Linked DNA regions of Homo sapiens: region 2 is linked to region 1. A link is a loop called in an ENCODE intact Hi-C map of the cell type or tissue named here. Cell type or tissue: dorsolateral prefrontal cortex. All regions are shown on one strand. Links, peaks and the distances in the headings refer to the core of each region. The heading gives the core; the rest is flanking DNA. Region 1 overlaps SLC7A14-AS1 (SLC7A14 antisense RNA 1). Region 2 holds the start of SLC7A14 (solute carrier family 7 member 14).

Region 1 (8,333 bases), core at 109-8,108:
TAAAATTCAACATCCCTTCATGCTAAAAACTCTCAGTAAACTAGGTATTGATGGAACGTATCTCAAAATAATAAGAGATATTTATGACAAACCCATAGCCAATATTATACTGGATGGGCAAAAACTGGAAGTATTCCCTTTGAAAACCAGTGCAAGACAAGAGTGGTGTCTCTCACCACTCCTGTTCAACATAGTATTGGAAGTTCCGACCAGGGCAATCAGGCAATAGAAAGAAACAGTGCATATTGAAATAGGAAGAGAGGAAGTCAAATCATCTCTGTTTGCAGATGACATGATTGTATATTTAGAAAACCCCATCGTCTCAGCCCAAAAACTCTTTAAGCTGATAAGCAACTTCAGCAAAGTCTCAAGATACAAAATCAATGTGTAAAAATTATAAGAATTCCTATACACCAACAGTAGACAAGAAGATAACTAAATCATGAATGAACTCCCATTCACAATTGCTACAAAGAGAATAAAATATCTAAGAATACAACTTACAAAAGATGTGAAGGACCTCTTCAAGGAGAACTACAAAGCACTGCTCAAGGAAATAAGAGAGGACACAAACAAATGGAAAAACATTCCATGCTCCTGGATAGGAAGAATCAATGAAAATGGCCATATTGCCCAAAGTAATTTATAGATTCAATGCTATTCCCACCATTGGGAATCCCATCAAGCTACCATTGACTTTCTTCACAGAATTAAAAAAAACTACTTTAAATTTCATATGGAACAAAAAAAGAGCTCATATAGCCAAGACCATCCTAAGCAAAAAGAACAAAGCTGGAGGCATCATGTTACCTGACTTCAAATTATGCTACAAGGCTACAGTAACCAAAACAGCATGGTACTGGTACCAAAACAGATATATAGACCAATGGAACTGAACAGAGGCCTCAGAAATAACACCACACATCTATACCATCTGATCTTTGACAGACCTGACAAAAACAAGAATGGGGAAAGGATTTCCTGTTTAATAAATGGTTTTGGGAAAACTGGCTAGTCATATGTAGAAAACTGAAACTGGACCCCTTCCTTACACCCTATCCAAAAATTAACTCAAGATGGATTAAAGACTTAAATGTAAAGCCTGAAATCATAAAAACGCTAGAAGAAAACCTAGACAATACCATTCAGGACATAGGCATGGGCACAGATTTCATGACTAAAACACCAAAAGCAATTGCAACAAAAGCCAAAATTGACAAATGAAATCTAACTAAACAAAAGAGCTTCTGCACAGCAAAAGAAACTATCATCAGAGTGAACAGGCAACCTACAGAATAGGAGAAAAACTTTGCAATCTACCCATCTGACAAAGATCTAATATCCAGAATCTACAAAGAACTTAAACAAATTTACTAGAAAAAAACAAACAACCCCATCAAAAAATGGGCAAAGGATATAAACAGACACTTCTCAAAAGAAGACATTTATGCAGCCAACAAACATATGAAAAAAAGCTCATCATCACTGGTCATTAGAGCAATGCAAATCAAAACCACAATGAGATACCATCTCACGTCAGTCAGAATGGTGATTATTAAAAAGTCAGGAAACAACAGATGCCGGTGAGGCTGTGGAGAAAGAGGGACACTTTTACACTGCTGGTGGGAGTGTAAATTAGTTCAACCATTGTGGAAGACAGTGGGGTGATTTCTCAAGGATCTAGAACCAGAAATACCATATGACCCAGCAATCCCATTACTGAGTATATACCCAAAGAATTATGAATCATTCTGCTATAAAGACACATGCACACATATGTTTATTGCAGCACTATTTACAATAGCAAAAACTTGGAACCAACCCAAATCCCAAATGCCCATCAATGATAGACTGGATAAAGAATATGTGGCACATATACACCATGGAATACTACACAGTCATAAAAAAGAATGAGATCATGTCCTTTGCAGGGACAAGGATGAAGCTGGAAGCCATCATTCTCAGCAAACTAACACAGGAACAGAAAACCAAACACCGCATGTTCTCACTCATAAGTGGGAGTTGAACAATGAGAACACATGGACACAGGGAGGGGAACAACACATAGTGGGGCCTGTCAGGGGCTTGGGGGGGCAAGGGGAAGGAGAGCATTAGGGCAAACACCTAATGCATGAGGGACTTAAAATTTAGATGAAAAATTGATAGGTGCAGCAAACTACCATGGCACACGTATACCTGTGTAACAAACCTGCACATTCTGCACATGTATCCCAAAACTTAAAGTAAAAAAAAAAAATTCTCCATTTGGACCCACAGCCAGACTTGAGAACTCCTGGGATATAGGAACTGTAGGAACCAGACCTCTTTTGGGAAAGAGAGATGGCTTTCAGGAGGAGGTAAAGCTGAAGCTGGGAACCTGAACAAGCACAACAGTGAAGCTGTAGAGGGAGGAGGGAAGGACTTGAGGGGAATTTATCTAGGAGGTAATTAGAACCACCTGGTGACTGGAGCCTGGCCTGCTTCCTGGTTCCCTTTTCCCCTCTCTGGCTGGCCTGTTTCCATTTACAGGCTTACCTTCCAAGTCTCTAGAACCAAGACTGGGTGACACAAGGAGGTACTGCTCAAAATCAGATCACCCTTGCTTGGGTCCCCATTCTGGCAGCTGCACTTCTGCTCTGTACCCATGGCGTGCCTCAGCCCTGGAATCCAATATTTGCCCCTGCCGGCCCTTGTGTTTGTGTTTGTGTCTGTATTAGCCTGTTCTCGTGCTGCTAATAAAGTCATACCCAAGACTGGGTAATTTACAGAGGAAAGAGATTTAATTGACTCACAGTTCAGCATGGCTGGGGAGGCCTCAGGAAACTTACAATTATGGCAGAAAGGGAAGCAAACATGTCCTTCTGCACATGGTGGCAGGAAGGAGAAGTGCCATGCAAAGGGGGAAAAGCCCCCCTTATAAAACCATCAGATCTCATGAGAACTCACTATCACAAGAAGTGATACAATTCAATCACTTGAATTAAAGTGATTGAATTGTATCACTTCACACAAGAAGTGTAACAATTCAAGATGAGATTTGGGTGAGGACACAGCCAAAACATATCAGAGTCTCAGCAACCTGACCAGAGACACATGGGCCTTCTAAGATTGGAGCCCTCATTAATCCTTCTCCCTTTATTAGAGGTTTCTTAAGCTTTTGCCTGATTTCTGAATCCTGCCTGCTCCCAGGCTTACAATTCCACCTTCTATGCACTGCTGGGCCCCTCATGCATACCAGCTGTGTCACTGGGGAGTGCACGCCTGTTGCAGTGTCCTCTAGATGCCTTCTTCCACCTGCTTAATGCACGTCCTGCCACCCCACCCACCCTGGGAGCTGGGTCTGTTTACAGGGCCCTTTCCCTTGCACTTACGACAGCCCTGGTGCACTTCCCCACTTCTGGTTTCCATCTCCTAATCTGTACACAAGCAAGAGGCTTGCTTTAGTGATCCCTACAGCCTCTTTCAAGCCAAACATTCTATGATTCCCAAATCTGATCAATGATAACAGTGAGCATCAGAGTGCATGCAGAAAGTCCTTATGTTGGCTCTGGTTATCTTAAAACTTAGCCTACTAGCACATAATCTCAACATTCATAGAGGGCAAAACCATCAAGCAGGCTTGTTTTTAGTCAACGCACAAACAAAACCTGCATGGTTGGTTGATTGCATTGTTGAATAATCTCCTGGTAAGTTTCCTATTAATTTAAGTCTTTGTACCTCCAGCATTCTGGCTAATGCTTCACTCCACTCATCTTAAGTATATTTAGCTCACTCATTTTCCTCAGTTCTGTAAATTGAAGCAAAATACCTCCATGCTCCCTCTGATTTCCACAAAGCCTGCAAAAGCAGCTACCTTTAAAGAGGTCAAAACAGAAGAGATGCCACTTAAGGACAAATGAGGTCAGGCCTGGCCCTTGGACTTGGCTCTTCAAGTTCTGCTCTGTTGGCTGTGTACAGAATAAATTTTGGCTCCCAGCTGGCTGTGGTGGCCTGGACACAGATACACTGTGTTCATGGGCAGATCACAAGGGCCAGACCAATGATCTTTGCCAAACTCCTCACAGGCGGGAGGTTCTGAATCCCAGGGACTTCCAAGGTGGAAAGAAACTGCAGGTCGTTCAGGGCAACCCCTCTCCTTTACAAAGAAGAAAATGAGGCCCAGAAATGTCAAGTACCTTCTCTGAGGTTGCACATCAAATTAGTATGTGCTCATCTATGCTGTCTCTTTCATTCTGTCTGACCTGGAAATTCTGCTTTGTGGACTTTATGCCACAGATCTGCTCACACACAGGCACAATGATGTATAAGCAAGGTTATTCACTGCAACACGGCAGCAGAGTACAACACTGGAAGCAGCTTCAGTAACCATCAGGAGAGGACTGATGTTCAATGGAATGCTAAGCACCTGTAAGGAAGACTGAGGTAGCTCTCCATGTGCTGATATGGAAAGATCTCTGAGATACCTTAGATGAAGAACCCAAGGTGCTAAGCTGTGCCTATGGTATGCTACTGTTTGTGTGAAAATGGAGAAAAAGGCTAAGAGTATATGTGTGTGTGTGTGTGTGTGTGTGTGTGTGTGTGTGTGTTTGCTTATAACAGGTATGACTTTCATCTTGTTTGCCTATAGAGAGGGGAACTGCATGGCTGGGGATGCGAGGCAGAATTTTCACTATAAAACTTTTAACTAGGCTGGGCACGGTGGCTCACACCTGTAATCCCAGCACTTTGGGAGGCTGAGGCGGGCCGATCACGAGGTCAGGAGATCCACACCATCCTGGTTAACATGGTGAAACCCCCTCTCTACTAAAAATACAAACAATTAGCCAGGCATGGTGGCGTGCGCCTGTAGTCCCAGCTACCCGGGAGGCCGAGGAAGGAGAATTGCTTGAACCCAGGAGGCTGAGGTTGCAGTGAGCCGAGATCGCACCACTGCACTCCAGCCTGGGCTACAGAACGAAACAGTGTCAAAAAAAAAAAAAACTTCTAACTGTTGGTGCCATATTATTACTCATTCAAAAGCTTAAGTAAACATATAGACCATGTGGCAGACTGGGGTCCAGGTGGCTTGTCCAAGGTGATTCAGCTGGCTAAATGACAGAGCTGCTCCTGGGTCCCGGTCCTCCTTATTCTTGGCATGCACATACAAAAAAAAATGCTTTCCAAAATACTTGTTAAGTTCTAGAAAGAGGGAAGTGGTCAATTCAGAAGAGGAGGGGAAAATGGGGGAGGGGAGTAGAATACTGTTAAGGTGAAGACAGAAGACAGGGGGAAGAGGGAATGGGAAGCAGGAATGGAAGGAGAGTGGGCGGGAGCAGGAGCCTGTAGGAGAGAATGTGAATTTGCAGCCCGAGTGCCCTTGCAGACTCAAGATGGCTCCAGCTCAACATGCGCTTGTAGCCAAGATTCATTTGCTAAGCAGCAATAGCAAGAGAGTTAGTCCAGGAAGGAGGTGGCTGAGTGCAGCCACAAGCTCTGTAGAGGGCCATGAGCTATCCAGTCGGCATCCACCTCAACTCAAATTCCACAGAATAAGCCTCTCTGGGCAGCTGTGCTCTGCCATGTGCATGAGTTCAACAACACCACAGCCTCCCCCAAGAAATCTGCACATTCATTTTTCCAGCCTCCTGAGAGAGTGACACCTTTTGTGTGACATGACACTTTGTTTCTCCACCAGAGGTCTGACAGAACTTTCTGGGGTGTTGACTGGACACAGCCTTGGGCTGGTGCCACTGTGGCCCTGGGCAGAGGTCCTATTGAGTCAGCCATTGTCTCTTTTCCATTTTCTAAACATGCCCCTTACAGTTAAGAGAACTTGTCTGCCAGAACACCATTTTACGTACTCTCCCTTGTCAGCTCAGACCATTTTGGAGACAGGAGAAGAGAAAGGTCTTGGGGAGTCAGGCTCTGGGCTGTCTCCACCCTCTTGTGATAAGGAATGGAGCTAGCTTTCCTAACAGCTGAAGCTCAGGCTCCATTGCTGGGACTCTATCTTACATTCTTTGGGAATCAACTCTCCTTTGTTGTCTTTCTTTTTCTCATTTGTTAAGCACAGAAGCAATTTTCTTTCTGGGTCTGTTTAGACAAACTAATGTAAACACCATGAGAAGCTTCAAACTCTCTCTGCCGATAGGCCAGCTCCGTTTTGCAGTCAAAAGTCATGTCTAAGCAAGGAGCCTGATGAGTACAAGGGGAACCCTAGAGGTGCTGTGGGACCATCCTGAGGTCTCACTGTGGCCTGGCTTCCAAGGGTCTGGGTCCCCAACCCCCAGCCATAACTGGGTCACAGGCTCCAAGGCACATTGTCTCCCTGGAGGATGTTTCAAATGGCTTGCCTCAGTCAATGCATTGTCAGAAAGGGGAGGGGAAGGCATCAAAGAAAGGGTTCATCTGACATAGGAAACCTCTTTGTGCAGAGATGACACAGTGATGCCTCAATGAACACACAAAGCATCTTTCACTAAAATCAGCCAGGCACAAAGGGGTAGCTGTGGTCTCCTAGACCCTTCTGCTCTGGTTGGCTGGTGCTGCAGCTGTGGAGGGAAGGCAGGGGTGTGGTCTCAGCACAGGTGTAAGCCCCGTACAGGTGGGCCATGTGTGTAGGATAAGGGGAGCTCACAATGTTATGGGCCTTGGACTTGTGCAAAGACAGCCAAATTCAGAGTCCTTTGGAATATAAAAACTTTTGCTCAGTCCCACAGCTTGCCTGGTCCAAGACCAGAGAGAGGCAGTCTGGGACCTCCTACCCTGGAGCCCTCTCCAAGTCGGCACACCTTATGTAAGGTATTCTCTCTGCCGCACCTCAGCCATTCATCCTCCATGTAGTTGCAAGATCAATCTTACTGAAAAACAGCTCTAATAACATTACTTACCCATCAAAAAACTATGATGACTTCCTGTTTTTACTACAGAATGATGGGCTAGTTTCTTAGTAATTAACTTACTTAAAACTAGGTGTAATAGGGGAAAATTTTCCAATTTTCTTATGGCAGTGAAGCTGAGGCCTGGCCCTCTGACTGCAGTTGGGAGATTTCTCCATTCCTGGTAAACTGCTCTGGCAGCATATATCTATTTCAAGCTACTTCTTAAGGCAATACATGGCACCTTTGAGGCAGGGTTTCATCCTCCATGGCAATTACTATTGGATGGTAGGACAGTCATGATCATTAATTATGAATATCTGATCTGACACAGTTTTGAGAAAGGGAATTGATTGATGGCAACTGTTCCTAGTATTTGCCATTCATACATTATAGAATCAAGAAGAAAAAGTGTGCGTGTGTGTGTGTGTACATAATCACAAACTATACTGTGTTCTCCTCATCACTAACAGTCTATTAATGTAGTCATTGCCAACAGCAACACATAGGTCCTGGTAAAGTAGTTGTCTCTGTTACAGCAGGGTGGGAAAGAGAGAAGGAGGCCCCATCACTGGGCCATGGTCAGGGAATCCATGTCTAAGTCTCATCCCTGTGACTATTATATCAGCTTCTGATAATAAAAATTTTTCTAATAAATATTGTCTTTGGAATCTCCTGTGGTGAAATTTATTCATGAATAAATGAGAAGGAGCAGGAAGCATTGGCTGGTAATACAATGCAGAGTAATTCTGAAATGAATGGAGAGGGTGACATCTCAGGATGTTCAAGCATGGCACAAGCATGATCTTAGCTGTAAAATTAACTCTGTCACCCCACAACATTCCCACATTCTGGGTTTCACTATCTCCTACAACAAAACTCAATCTTGCCCCATCGTTTTCAAGCCTCTGTTGAGACTTAAATCATTAGTACCTGGTCCAACACTGGTTCTGGGAGAATGTACCAGCATTGTTGGGTTCTGCATGCTGTAACCCAACCTCGGAAGACCAGTTGGTTCTGGGAAAACTCTTATCTGCCTCCATCAACCACTCATGTTATCTAGGCTGAGCCACTTTCCCCAGGAAAATCTTTAAACTTCTTTCCAGTTCAGACCGACTGCTTGGATGTGGCCCACAGTGAATCCAGCCTGGGCCATCATGGTACTCCAAGTGGCTTCATTTTCCATAGAGCTTAGTGTCCAGTAAATACCCAGGCATTTCCGAATTTCACCCCATTAAAACTGAAGCCTTTCTTGTGAAAACAGGAGGAAATTATAGTCACTAATCTGAGATCAGGCGACAGTTACACTCCTCTGTAGACCAGGGGCCAGCTTGCTGATAGTCATCTTTTCTGAAGTCAGGCCAGGACCTTAGGTCTTTAGGAGAAGGCCCAAATCTAATTTAGCAGAGGGATAAGACACCAGCTTGCCAACACAGCATCTCCAAGTCCCTTATTTCTCTAGGCAGACATCTGCTA
Region 2 (8,333 bases), core at 330-8,329, 58 kb after region 1:
TTTAATGACCCTATTTTGGCAAAAGGCCCTAGATAAGAGTGCTCTGCTGCTTCCCTGGAGAGTAATCGCTTTTGTCTCTGAGCCCCACATTTGCTTATGTTAGTTCTCTATCACTTAAGTGGTGCCCCTTTACTCTTCATTATATTGTTCTGTTGTATTTCCATCATGATACTTATCTCCACTGCTTTGTTTACTTGTTTGTGGTCTGACCCCCTGCTCTAGACTGTAAGCTCAAGGAGAGCAGAACCATTTCTGTATTGTTCATGGCTGTATCCTAAGTGTCTAGAATATGTTGAATACATGAATCAACACTTCCACATTTCAACTGTAGGAACAAGAAAACAAGGATGTGTACTTTAAAGATCTAGTTAGTAGTCACTTTGTAAGATCATTGTTGAACTCTGGAACTTCACCAATTGTTGCGGCTGTGCATGGCTCTAAATAATTAAATTTTTGTCTGCTGCATTTATATTTCTTTGTTCATTAATGCTCTACTTACAGCTGGAAAGTGTTTGCAGTGGCTTATGATAAAGTCAACAATCATCATGCAAAAGACAAGAGCTTATAAGTAAGGGAGGACCCAAGGGAAACCTTTACAAGAAATCATTGCTAAGGTATAACTTTCTACTGCAATCTATGCAAGATCGGTTCTCTAAGTTTCCTTTTCTGCTCTTCACTGGGTAAAGTTGCCTTGGACATTTAAAACTGCTTTGAAAAAATATATATTCAGAGTCCTTGAGCAATTTCTGGTGAAACTGTTCAAAATTTTCTGAAATTTATGCTTGTCCAGGTAACTGCTCATAAAGGCATCATGGCCAAATTAAATGATTTCATGCTTATTTTTCCCTTTCTCATGTTTCTTGATGTCAGTGGAGAGGTAGGCAGGAGTCAGAAGCAGCATTTTACCTAGCCCAGACAATTTTTTCAGTGGTATATATAGAAGCATGGTTGACACTTTCTGGTCTTTTAGTCTCCCTAAATACAAAGAGGTCCAGATTAGCAATTTCCAAAGAATATTAAGGGGAAGTACACCAGGAGATAGGATTGGAATCTGCTTAAGGTTGGAGGGTTCCAGGAGTTCCTGGTTTGTGTGAGGATTTCATTGAGTTTATTGGCAGTGGACTAGAAACACATATCATCATTCAAGCTGCTGATGAATGTCTAGAGTTTGTTCCTAGAATCCAAATTTTTTTTCTTTGAAATCGAAGCCATTTTGAATTACCAACCCAAGTCAATTTTACCTAGCAAAGGCAGAAAAGTCTAAACCCTGCTGTCTTGAAATATAGGCACAAACTTTTCTCAGATAGTAAATATTCATAACTATTGTGATTGTGGCTGGTGTTCCAGAAATAAAAGGCCAGGGAAATATGGAGATTTAAATCAGAAATTTATCCAGAAAAAGGTGAAACAAAGAATGCAGTTCTCCAATAATCACATCCCCTGAGCTACAGGCATACATGCAGACTTAGAGCAACACACCAACATTTTAGTAGCTGCATATTCCATGACAAATCCCATCTTCCCATCTTATCACCCTCATAATTCATTTGGACTAGAATAGACTCAGGGTTTTCTTCAGCCCATAGTATTCATACTCTTTACCTTTTACAGTGACTTCTCATGTGCTATCCCATCTAAACATCACAACCATCTTATATAGAAGGCAGGTAGACATTCCTTTCCCATTCTGAAGATGAGAGTCTGACAATTTAAGTGATTTGTGAAAAATCATATGATAAGTAGCTGGCAGAACCTGCACTGAGATTCCAAATTTCTGATTTTTTAACTTTGCACTTTTCCTACAATGTCTCACAGCTTCTTGGTGATCCCAGGAGGTCTAACATATCCTGCAGAACTACTCAAAGCTTAAAATATGGGGATATTGTCAGGCTTAGATGCTCATCGAAGGCAGTAACAAGCTTGAGGTAGGTGGACTAACCAAGACTGTCCTGGCAATGATCAAGCAACTTTCTGGGAAGAGCCCAGGGCAGACCCACAAAGTAGAGCTAGATTTGAACTGCTCCACCCTAGAGGAGTATCAGTCAGCCAGTATTCTCCCCAAACACAAGCCCAGTGAATTCATTTCCAAGGATAGGAGAGTTACATTTTGTTGCCTCCCATGTGTTTTGAGGGCTTGGGCCAAAGTGCAAGAATTTATGTAGATAACTTTCATCCAAATCAGTCTACTCAATGCTTGTTAAATAATTCATTCGGTGATGTGGCCAAGCATGCCTGGGTTGGTCCCATCTAGTCCCAATCCTTTTGGGACATAACCTGGCTCTAGGACACTCATCTTAAAGGAGCTAATACAAAACAGAAACCTTATCTCACTCTTGTCTCCGTTTAGACTGGTACTTGTCTAGCCTGACCTCACAGATGCCTCCTTCCATGTTTAAAAGATGCTTTCACTGTATTAGCACACATCACATCCTTCTTGCCTTGTGAAATTTATTTTAACAAAGGTGGGGGAAAAAGAACTCTCCTTTATTGAGCTCCAAATACCTGTCCAACTCTAGGCTAGGCAATTCTAAGAACATGATGATTTCTCAATCTCATGACAATACTGCAAGGTGGTTATTTCACAGACGAGAGAAGAAAAGCTAGAAAGTTAAATGCTCCAAGGTCATACAGATTGGAATCCTAATGGCTCTTCAAATCTCAAGTCCATGATCTTTGCACCCATAAGATGTTGTGAACCCAACGATAAACTTAAGCTTTGAAGACAGAGGTGGGTCTTGTCTTCTTTAGGAGGAGAGGAGAAATCAACCTCTCTCATTTTTTCTTTCCTGTAGGGCTCAGGGATGTGGAAGTTTAAGAGCAACGAAGGCTCCGCAGAGGATGAGGGAAGCTTCCAGAGGGCAGGAAGGAGGTCTGGACAGCCCAGTCTAGCAGGGGCAGAGCTGCGGCAGATGCCTTCCCAACGCACAGACATTGCAGAGTCCTGCTGGTCCCTGCTTTCCCAGGGCAAAGAACTGCCCCCATCCACGGCCCCCTCAACCTCCCTGCAGCCTGACATAAGACACTGGAGGTCACAACTGGAGGCTCAGAAGGCCAGCGAGGAGTTGTGAGCGGCAGACAGAGGGGAAGGCAGGGGGGCCAGGTGGGAGGTGGTCTGGTGCCAGGCTTGGGCCCAGTATGTAAGGGGTTGGGCAGGCCATGTGACTCCAAGGAGGCGGAGACAGGCGAGCTGGAGGGAGGACGAGCAGGCACGGGGAGGGGTTCGGGGGGTGGGGGCCCAATCTGAATAATTGAGGAGCTGTTCAGCAGCAGCGGCTGCCTCCTGCCTTCCTTTGCCGCCACCACCACTTCCCATCCCAGCTAGAGAGACAGCTCCGCGCAGTAAGTGCGGACTGCCAGCCACCAGCCTTGGCAGCCAGCTCGTCGCCTCCAGCCCCGACCCCGGTAAGTGAACGGCCCCCTTCGCTGCCGTTTGTCCCCCTCCGCGCCCCCCGCGCCCCAGCGGGACCCCTGCAACTGGGATGGCCGCCTCTCCCGGAATGACCCAGGGAGCCGGAGTCACCGGGAGCGGGGGACCAGGAATATGGCGCGGAGGCCCAGGGCGCCCTCCGAGAAGGGGTTCCCTGGAAGAACCGAGGAGGTGGGTCGGGCTCTTTCCTGCTCTGGCCCGGAATGAGGCCCCGACTGCCCGCGGTCTGGGGGCACCGGGCTCTGACTCGCGGGAGCTGCCGGGCGGGGCGGGGGCCAGCGCGGCTCCGGCGCCGCTAGAGCGGGAGGCAGAAGGGGAGCCGCGAGCGGAATGCGGGCAGCCTAGGTCTCGGCAGACGCCGGGCCCGTCCTGTCCCCCGCCTTGGCGCGCACCCCGCACGGGCAGCTCCGTTCTCCGCCTCGGACCGAGACCATGAAACGGAGACGCTTTTCCGGCCGCAGACTCCGGGGAGGTCGGGAGCAACGTCTGCCCTTTTACCTGGGAGCAAACTCCTCAAAGGGACTCCCGCCGAGCCCAGCACCCCGACCAGGATGGTGGCGCCCCGAGGGGCGTCTGTCCCCGGAGAGTGGTGACTCTCCCGGGAGCGGCGAAGAGGACGTGACGGGAGCGGTGTCCAGGGAAGCTCCCTGCCCAGAGCCGGCAGCCCCAGCAAGGGGAGCTCTCCTGCACTGCTTCAACCCTCAGTCTCCTCTCTTCTCCCATTCCAAAGCACATCAGCTCCCCTCTAATCCAAGAGGGCCAGGTTAGGGCTGCGTGGCCACGCGGGATGCAGCCCCCACCCTCCTTCTCTCTCCTGTGTCACCCTGCCCCCTCCCCAAATGAGTATTTTATATTGCGATTGAAGAGTGAGCAAAGCAAAGGCGAGAAGAGATGCAGGAAGGCTAGAGCAGCGGGGCTCGCTCCTGTTCTGGCACTCCTCATCCCCCCACCTGTGTGAAGCTCGTTTCCTTGAGATTTTGAGCGGAGACACTCAAAGGAACTGGCTCTGGCGAAGGGATCCCCGCCTGAGTGTCGGTGAACGTCACTGGCCCGAATTGCCCAAGGGCCGCAGGATGTCACCCTGCCTCCCCCTAGGTATAGGGTCTAGGAGAGCGCTGGGGGCAAGGTAGCTCTCCTCCTCCGACTGAGTGCAGGGAATGGCGCTGTCCGCGGTGCTGAAAGTTCTCAGAGGCTGGGTGCTAATACCGCCAGGGCCCACATTCCCTGCGAGCAGAAACTGCGTTAGAACCCTAAAGGGTTCTAAGCAAGCGACCTAGAGAAACAGGAGAAGAAGGGGCTTTGCCTTTCCCGGTTTTCTGCTTCCCCAGGACTCCGCTTGGGAAAAGGTTCCCGGCTTTCCTGAGTGGAAGAGCAGGAAGCGGGTGTCACTTCAGGATCCAGTTTTGCTAACTTCGGGAGCTTCCTCGTTCTACTTCCTATACCTGAGCAGTGAGACTTCCTGTCGGTAAAGTGTTGAAAGGCAGTTAGGGATGCTGTTTTGATAATAAACATTTCTGTGGCTTTCAGGAATCAGAGAATTGTTAGGCTACACAAAGGAGGGGCTTCATGGTTGTAGCTTTTTCCTCTTCTTAGAACCCTTCTTTCCCCACTGCATGTTATTTACATGCTCTAGATAAAGATCGCTAAGCAGCCCTGTATGTTTGTTTCTTTAGCTAGTCTTTTATATTATGGGCAAGATGGGGAAAGGATTGAGCCAATTTGGGGAGGCCTATTTGTACTGAACACCTCTATCTGCTGGGTAATAATATTTCATTTAAACTTCACAATAGCTGCCAACCAAAAGTATCACACAGAGAAGGAAACAGAAACTTGATTCCAGAGATTGGATTCAAAATCAGATCTATTTAACTCAAAGTCCAAGCCATTTTCATGCCTTCATTTTGGTATTTGGCTCTGAATAGCTGTTATTGGAGATTATAGCAGGAGAATGACAAAGGAGGGAGGCCTGCTCTTCTCTTTCACACACTCTCCTCTCTTCCAACCCTTTTCTCTTTAATCCGTTCACCCACTCACTGTCATGCACTCCCACCCTCCCAACTGCTTTTGCATGCTGCTTGAGATACCACTGTTCACACAACTTCAGCTCCAATATTATGGAAACAAGTTAGAGAACTAAACCAGCAGCCTTTTCTAAAAGAGTAGCAGGGCTTCAGGAAGTCTGGAGAACTAGAGTCCACATGTACTTTCATATTTAGAATTATACTGTTGAATTTTAGAACTAGAATAGCTTTGAATATCATTTAGCACCATCGTTTTACAAGAAAGAAAACTTGGAAACCAAAAGATGGTCATTAGTCTAAGTCACATGATTGAAAAATTAGAACCCAGTTAACTTGATTCCAGGCCCAGGGCCTTTCCCACTATTTCATGGTGTCTGAAATACTCTTCCATACTGCTTTCTTTGATTATCTTTGACTAAACGTCAGCATCAGTGAACTAAATTAAACAACATGCCAAAAATACAAACACTTAACATACAAGCATTCCTCTTACCTTTCTTCCAACTCCTTTGTCTTCCAGCTCTTTCCCCTCTGGTCCTACTATTCCAGTGTTGTCTAACCCAACATACCTGGGAGATATGACCCACCTTCCTCAGTAACAGTTTTCTCTGAAGCAGCAATTCACAAATGGGAATGGTAGTGTGTCATTTCTTTACTTGCCCTATCTTGTCTATATCTCCTCTTCTATGACCTATTCCCCAAAAAATAATTTTCCCAAAATTGGTTACCCTAAGCAACTGCCCATGTTCTCATAGGGACTGGGAAAAGGCCCTAATAAGACCTAAGGATTTTTATAAATAAAGATCATTATAAGTGCTAATATCTATGAAATGCTTATCATATGTGAGGCACTATGTGAAGTTATTTCATCAATCATTTTACTGAATTATCACAATTCTGTCAAGTAGGTGGCTCCACTAAAGATGGTCCTAGGATTCTAGTTCGCTCTAACATACAGCAGAACCTGATGTTCTGTTCATTTCCTCTTTCTTCTCTTTCCAGCTCATAGTAAAGTCTCATCTTCATCAATTGGATTTTTGTATTTAATTGATAGTTCCATCCTGCTCCAAAACATAGCATTTAGAAATTCAAATTCAGTTCAAATGACACTGTTTTGCTCTCTCATCTCTTAATATTTACCAAACATATTCTCCCCATTTGTTATCTCTTATTTAAAAATTCCCATATGGCTTCTTATTGATAATGTCAACATTCTGCTTCAAACCTTCTCTAGAGCCAATTAAGGTATAATTTGTAATTAAATACATAACTTCTATTGTACCTTCACTAGGTGATCTGTCAAGAATGCTATTGCTGAGGTGCTCTGGGCCCTGTGAACCAGAACCTTAAACTGTCTAGAACTGCTCTGTCCAACATGGTAGTTGCTAGCCACATGTAACTATTTATAATTAAATTTTAATTAAACTTTTTAAAATTAAAAATTTAGCCCCCCAGTCACACTAGTCATATTTCAAGTGCTCAATAACTCTATATGGCTAATGACAACTGTGTTGGACAGGGCAGATATCAGAAAATTTTTATCATTTAAGAAAGTTGTGTTGAAAAATGCTGCTTTAGACAGTACTAAACACACCCTCACAGCAACCAAGAACTAGGAACTGGGAAGAAGTAAGGACCTACTCTTCTTTGAATCTTCTGCCAAGAAAGAAAGAAAAAGCCACTTATGCCTAATACATCACCAGTAGCCCAAAGATACCTAGGACAATTAGGCTATGAAGGAGTGTGCATGTCTTACTTAAGGAGCTGGTAGCCTCTGGAGTTTGCTTCATATGAATTCTATGTTACTATAAAGTAAAATATTCCATGAATGAGGTTTGCTGGTTTCATGAATTTTGACTTAGATACAATCTGAAAGTTCCAATTCAAAATCCAAGTTTATAGATTACATGTATATGTAATAACATGTGTGTGTGTTTATCTTGTCTTAGTAATCATAGTATGATAGACATGGAAAGAATATAAGACTTGGAGTCAGTAGTACAGGTGTCACATACTACTTGGTGACATTATGAGGCCCTCTAGAGCTCCATTTCTCCATCTCTAAGATGTTGATGAGAATTGCCATAACTATCTCAAAGGACTATTGTAAAACTCAAAGTGTAGGTATACGAAAGTACTTTGTAAGGAGCATGATTGAATCTGCAATGGTTTATTATTTTATATAGATATGGTACAATGTACAAATAGGGTAGTTCAGGCTGAATGCATTTCTGAATGATTTTAATCTGATATGACTGTATTTTTGCCTTTGTGGTCATTTATTTCACTGAAAAGTGGAACGGTGAAGAAAAAATTTAGTTATTGAAATTTCTGATTGGTTAGATTCTATTAATTGAAATACCGTGCATTGTTTGTTGTTTAGTTTATTTGGTCCTGAACATTTTCTTCTCAGGATTAAAAAAAATAATAACTAGGAAATCTAAGTTGTTTGGAACAGCTTTTACCTTTTAACTAATAGTTTTTAAGTAATCATCAATAATGAACCCATCATGGTAATAGGGGTTCAGAAATAACAAAATACAAGCATTATGGATATTCCTCAGTGTGAGGGGGTGAGAGGGATAATTTTCAAAACATATTTTTACTAATTACAAATTGAAATGAGCTTCTATCCATTCTCATAGATCAATCAGAACAAGAATAATTCTATTTCATGCATTGATTAAACCAAAACAAAAGTGAAGGTCATTAACTTGACTGAATTATTGAGTTTGCATTAGGGATTCTAACCTTAAATAACAAGTCTTTATTCATTCTCTAAGTTGAAATCTGTTGGGGTCATTAGGAGAACCTTATGCATCTGGCTAACATTTACTCCCAAACCTGGCATCTATGACCTACTCCCGCACTTTGATCTGTGTATG

What was found. Hi-C counts contacts between places; a loop is a spot of excess contacts. Peaks named below come from ENCODE experiments on the same cell type or tissue, not always from the same donor. Only the 100,000 strongest peaks of a DNase experiment are listed, where the experiment ranks them.
Region 2: a loop joins it to region 1, with 1.8 times the contacts of the local background. A loop is called at or near these places in 1 of 110 quality-filtered maps.

What each region holds. Positions count from the first base shown.
Region 1 is chr3:170,639,033-170,647,365 of GRCh38, reverse strand. The region is part of intron 2 of SLC7A14-AS1 (SLC7A14 antisense RNA 1); the gene reads right to left. Among named protein-coding and RNA genes, the nearest start is that of SLC7A14, 57 kb to the right of the region's middle. In dorsolateral prefrontal cortex, for the core only: a CTCF peak has its summit at 3,968; DNase peaks (open chromatin) are centred at 4,005 and 6,290; H3K27ac peaks cover 7,455 bases.
Region 2 is chr3:170,580,980-170,589,312 of GRCh38, reverse strand. It overlaps SLC7A14 (solute carrier family 7 member 14), which reads left to right and starts at 3,238. Exons shown (of 8, transcript NM_020949.3): 1 at 3,238-3,402. The region is part of intron 2 of SLC7A14-AS1 (SLC7A14 antisense RNA 1); the gene reads right to left. RefSeq lists a silencer at 4,459-4,753. In dorsolateral prefrontal cortex, for the core only: no CTCF peak of the experiment used is centred there; DNase peaks (open chromatin) are centred at 3,252, 3,872 and 4,592; H3K4me3 peaks cover 2,496 bases; H3K27ac peaks cover 2,160 bases.